Linked DNA regions of Homo sapiens: region 2 is linked to region 1. A link is an interaction called in ENCODE POLR2A ChIA-PET data of the cell type or tissue named here. Cell type or tissue: OCI-LY7. All regions are shown on one strand. Links, peaks and the distances in the headings refer to the core of each region. The heading gives the core; the rest is flanking DNA.

What was found. ChIA-PET counts read pairs that join two places held together with the same protein. Peaks named below come from ENCODE experiments on the same cell type or tissue, not always from the same donor. Only the 100,000 strongest peaks of a DNase experiment are listed, where the experiment ranks them.
Region 2: POLR2A ChIA-PET joins it to region 1 with 10 read pairs; 3 of 35 experiments call an interaction of 5 or more read pairs at or near these places.

Annotation. Positions count from the first base shown.
Region 1 is chr15:74,597,178-74,600,088 of GRCh38, forward strand. It overlaps ARID3B (AT-rich interaction domain 3B), which reads left to right. Exons shown (of 9, transcript NM_006465.4): 9 at 1-954. CLK3-AS1 (CLK3 antisense RNA 1) reads right to left here. Exons shown (of 9, transcript XR_007064715.1): 9 at 1,742-2,911. Among named protein-coding and RNA genes, the nearest start is that of CLK3-AS1, 17 kb to the right of the region's middle. RefSeq lists enhancers at 1-332, 948-1,836, 1,111-1,405. In OCI-LY7, for the core only: no CTCF peak of the experiment used is centred there; a DNase peak (open chromatin) is centred at 1,244; H3K4me3 peaks cover 1,021 bases; H3K27ac peaks cover 351 bases.
Region 2 is chr15:74,659,291-74,662,201 of GRCh38, forward strand. The region is part of intron 3 of EDC3 (enhancer of mRNA decapping 3); the gene reads right to left. Among named protein-coding and RNA genes, the nearest start is that of EDC3, 35 kb to the right of the region's middle. In OCI-LY7, for the core only: no CTCF peak of the experiment used is centred there; no DNase peak of the experiment used is centred there.

The sequences.
Region 1 (2,911 bases), core at 179-2,678:
TGAATAACTCCACAGCTCCTCCTGGACCCTGCGCGGGAGCAGGCAGCTCCTGTGCTGTAAAGAAAATTGATTCGCTTGCGGCTCACCTCAGTCGAGGAAGCCCTGGAATGTTCAGCAGAACACCACCACTGTGACATGGGGCTGTGGCAGTGGGAGACACCGCGCGTGGCGTGGGTGTGTGTGGCAGCGTGGCTCGCATTCAGTCCTGTGTAGGAGAGGAAAGGGAATCAAAAGCTTGAGCACAAACAGATACCTCAGCCCGGTAAGCTGCAGCTCTGCTCAACTGCGTCTTCTCTCAGCCCTCCACACACACTCACCCCCACTCCCACACACATACACACACACACACACATACCCCATCTCCCGAGGGCTGACCTCCTCTGGCCTCAGCCTGCAGGGTGTGGGCAGAGAAGGGCATCTGGGACGTGGTGCCAGTGAGGAGCCCAGTTGGCTGGCACTGGGCCCATTTGAAGGTGTCTCAGACATTTGGCCAGTATGTCTTTCTCAGGGGTTTGGTCACAAAGGATGGACTCTTCCCACCCAGAGGATGCAGGGAAAGCACACTGTGTCTTTCCGGTCATTGGATCCTCTCCCTTTCCCCAGGCAGCTCGCCTGGCCACACCGTTGGAGTGAACCCTCACTGCCCTCAAGGACAACAGCAGGGTGTCACCCAGAGCCCGATGAGGGGTGCCAGCAGGTGCCCCCACGAGTGGGGCCTTGGCCCAAGCAGAGCTTCCCCTGAAGGTGCCATCAGCCAGGGCAGCTCTGTCCCCTCCTGCTCTCCATCTTATATGTATTCTAACCAGGAAAAATGTGATAGCACATGGGTAGCCTAGGCAGTGAGTAAATACCTCAGATGTCCTCCTGCAGCAAGTGTCTATATGTTGTGGTTATTTTCTATCTTACATGTTCTCGAATGTTTATATTTCAATAAACCTCTACCTCTTCACACAAGCAGGTCTCTCTCAGTTGCTTTGAGTGGCCTTTCCACTGGACAGTACTGGGGAGAGGTGAGCTCCTTCAGAGTGAAAGGGGACTGAGTGAACTACTCCTGACCCCTTGATTTCTCCTGAACCTTCTCCCCTTCACCCACGCCTTCTTCAAAGGGAAAGCTCACTGAGCTCACTCTCAGCTAACCTTGTGTGTTAGCAGGTTTCTCTGGCGTTACCCCAGAAGCTCCTAGAAAAGCCTGCCCGGCAGCAAGCCACAGGCCCCGCCACGCCATTGGCCAGGATTGAGTCACGTGCCCTCCCCAGAGCCAATGGGAGCGAGGGGGCAGGGTGACCGGGAATGACCTTAGACTGCCCGCCCTGCGCGGAGGGAGATCCACTACAGGCTGCGCCTCTGCCCCTGCGAGGGGCACCCCTGGGTCTCTGGGAAACGGAATGGAGGGTCTTATGGAAGAGAAGGTTTGGAACCACCGCTGGAGGGAAGGGGAGAAGAAAGCAAGCAGGAGTGGCGCGAACAGGAAGGGACTAGGGATAGAAGCCGGGCTTGGACACAGTGAGGCACGAACCCCGACAGACACAGAGACAGACAAGGGGTGCTGATCTCCTCACTGGGCGGGGTGGGCAGGAAAAGGAACAGGAGCTGGAGCTAGAGCGAGGGCTGCGAGCGGCGAGTGGATACCCGGCCTCAGGGAGGAGCTTCCAGGAGGGCAGGGGTCTCCTTTGGAGCAGCACCGGGGACGTTTGCTCGGCAAGGGCTTTTTGTGCGAAGTAACCGAAGCCAGTCAGGCTAATGGCGGCAGAGAGAAGGATTTATTCTTGCACCCAGGGTGTGCGGAGGAGCCCAAGGGCATTTGGACCTGTGTTGACGTCCGGAAGGGCCCGGAACCCAGGAAGCTCTGCCCGCAGAGGGTATTCCTCTCCCTCTGAAGACCACCTCAAAGCTCAACTTTATCACCTCCACGCATGAGACCGCCGGCGGCTGAACTAAAATCTCACCATCCCAATTCCAGTTTCTGGGAATTGTCACCTCCATTCGCTCTCATTAGAAATCCAGCTTTTTTCACGAGGTGAATAACAGGGCAGTTGACAGTTCCCAAGTTTTCTGTGTCCAATCTTCAGCCCTGGAGGGACTCTTCTGCTCCAAGTCCAGCGATCCCGGGAGGGGGCCCACTGGTCCAGTACGGCTCAGTACCCAGCCCTGGATCCACCAGCTGACGCTGGAAGGAGTGGGTCATGAAGAACTCAGCACGAACGCAGCTGGGTACGAATTCCCAGAGATGTCCTGTCCCTCCACGGTACCAAGGACCCCTCCTTTAAGAAACTGCTTCACTGAAGGCGCAGATGGAGGGAGGGATCGGCAACAGAGTTCAGAGGGGTTCCGGGGGCACATGGCTCAGCCGGAGGAAGCAGGCTGAGGAGGGGCGTTCAGAATGGCCAGATGACCTCGAGGGGAATGCCAAGCCTCAGCCCACTTTGCCTGTGGCTCCTGAGGATGTTCATGCTGTCAAGCTCAGAACAGCTGAGAAACTACCTTTCTGGGGCAGATTAGGGGACCAGGGGGCTTAGTTGCTGGTTTGCTGTGTGACCTATGACAAACTCTGGGCAGTTTGTCTGTGAAATGGGGACTCTAGTGTGATCGGAGACACAAGTGAATGAGAACTCACTTTGAAATGTCTAAAGCCCAGTGCCTAAGGCCTTCCTTGGCAAGACAGAGAGTCCCTGGTGGGCACTGTCCGATGGCATTAGGGCAGTAATTGGGCCAACCAAGCCTACAGGCCCGCAGCACCCCCTATGGTGTTGGGCAGTGCCTGCCTAGCTCTACTCTTAGCCACAGGGTCCCCTGGGAAAGTGCCAGGTGGTCTCATCCACCAAGAGCCATATTGGCAACATTGTGCCAACATGGGCATTTCAGGCCTGTGTCAGGGAGGGGACAAGGAGTGGTTTCTGCCAGGGAGGCCTCA
Region 2 (2,911 bases), core at 272-2,771, 62 kb after region 1:
CATCTCTACTAAATACAAAAAATTAGCCAGGTGTGGTGGCGCATGCCTGTAATCCCAGCTACACGGGAGGCTGGGGAAAGAATTGCTTGAACCCAGGAAACGGAGGTTACAGTGAGCCAAGATTGTGCCATTCCACTCCAGCCTGGGCAACAAGAGCAAAACTTCGACTCAAAAAAATAAATAAATAAAAAATAGAAATATATATATATATATATATATATAGGCAAATAATGAAAATATGATGTGATTAGAGTTAGAAAGAAGTTTATATAAAGTGCCATAGAAATATGGATGAGATGGGCTGGGTACAGTGGCTCATGCCCAAATCTCAGCACTTTGGGAGGCCAAGGTGGGCAGATCACTTGAGCCCAGGAGTTTGAGACCAGCTTGGGCAACATAGTGGGACCCCTGTCTTTATAAAAAAATAAAAAACCACATGAGAACACATCCTGGCTAAAAAATAAAATAAAAGAGGGCTGGGAGCGGTGGCTCATGCCTGTAATCCCAGCACTTTGGGAGGCTGAGGTGGGCGGATCATGAGGTCAGGAGATCGAGACCATCCTGGCCAACATGGTGAAACCCCGTCTCTACTAAAAATACAAAAATTAGCTGGGCATGGTGGCGCGCACATGTAGTCCCAGCTACTTGGAAAGCTGAAGCAGGAGAATCGCTTGAACCCAGGAGGCAGAGATTGCAGTGAGCCGAGATCACGCCACTGCACTCCAGCCTGGTGACAGAGCGAGACTCTGTCTCAAAAGAAAAAAAAATAAAATAAAATAAAGAGAAAGAAATATGGATGAGACTACTCAGGAGGCTGAGATGGGAGGATCACTTGAGCCCAGGAGGTCATGGCTGCAGTGAGCCACAGTCCACACCACTTGCACTCCGGCCTGAGCAATATATATATGTATATGACCAGCCTGACCAACATGGCAAAACCCCGTCTCTACTAAAAATACAAAAACTAGCCAGGCATGGTGGTGTGCACCTGTAATCCCAGCTACTTGGGAGGCTGAGGTAGGAGAATCGCTGGAACCCAGGAGGTGGAGGTTGCAGTGAGCTGAGATCAAGATTGCGCCACTGCACTCCAGCCTTGGGGACAGAGTGAGACTCCGTCTCCAAAAATATATATATATATATATATGTGTGTGTGTGTGTGTGTATATGAAAATATATGCATATATAATGATATTTATATATATGAAAATATATACATATATTTTACATATGTGGGTGAAAAAGCAGAGCTGGATCAGGAAGACAGAATGGGTATGAAAATACAAGGTCAGGATAACACCATTAGCAATATACACAGACAAGGGAAGAACAAAAGAATAAGGATTATCAACGTACTGCCTCAATATTAAATCAAAACATCCTATTAGAAATAGGTCTCTTGCCCAGTGGTCACTCTTCAGTGGGTATGTGTTTCCCCAGGGGTGGACAGAACGATTCACCAGGATGTAGGAAGAAGATACGGAATATTCTATTTATTTTTATTTTAACTAAAAACAGTAGAAATTAAACTTTATGAATTTTAATGTATTGATGAAAACCAGGACCCTTATGAAGTTCCATGCCAGCCAATTGCTGCCCATATTTGAGATATCTGAGGAAAATGTGACATTCCATAACAAGAAGTCTATCCATGCAAGTGGTTATACATCAATTTTTTAAAATTGCAGTAAAATATACATTACATAAAATTTACCATTTTAACCATTTTTAAGTGTACAGTTCAGTGGCATTAAGTGCATTCACACTATACAACCATGCCAATTTTTAACTAAAGCATACGAAAATGAGTATGTGGCTTAAAAAGATACTTGTAAAGAAACTATATGTTAAATAACGATAATACTAATGTAATCATAAGTAAACAAGAAAATGGCAGAACACTTTCCCTATTCCTCTTACAGGCCTTCTTTAGCTAGAATGAGGTTGTCAAAAATTAATTAAATCTATGAAGATGGTCTCCCAAATTATAAAGTATCAAGAAGGTCATTCCAAACATGAATCCACATTAACTATTATGAATTAACTTCACCCTAAGTATATACTCTACATCAAAACTCTGCAAACTATAGCTCATGGGCCAAATCCAACCCACTGCCTGTTTCTGTAAATAAAGTTTTATTGGCGCACAGTCATGGTCTAGGCAAAGTGAAAAGAACACAGAGGATAATGTCTAGAAAATGTACACACGGCCAGGGGTGGTGACTCACACCTGTAATCCCAATACTTTGGGAGGCCGAGGTGGGCAGATTACCTGAGGTCAGAAGTTCGAGACCAGCACTGGGCGTGGTGGAATACACCTGTAATCCCAGCTACTCAGGAGGCTGAGGCACGAGAATCGCTTGAACCCGGGAGGTGGAGCTTGCAGTGAGCCAAGATCGCGCCACTGCACTCCAGCCTGGGCGACAGGGCGAGACTCTGTCTCAAAAAAAAAAAAAGAAAAAGAAAAAGAAAAAGAAAAAATGTACACACAATGCAAAAATGAAAAACAATTCAGTACAGCACAATGGTCAAATAAATAATTCAAAGGTAATAGGAAAGGAGTATTCCTTTTTAAAAATAATGTTTGTTAACAGATGTTCATACCAAATATGCAGAAAATTCTAAATATTCACATAATATTTTGATTTTCTTTTAGTAAAAAATTTGCATCCATCTTATAAAGTTTTGTATCCTGCTTTCTCGCTTAGGAGCATCCTCGAGTTTCATGAAAAAATTCTTCAAATACTGTATCTTACTTTTTATGGCCACATAAATCATAGATCATACCATATTGATATACAGCACATGGATCATACCTACTGATTAACTTTTAAGTTATTTCTCATTTTTGCTATTACAGACTCGGCCCAAACACACTATCTTTGACTACCCTTGCTAAAAAAATCACTCCCAT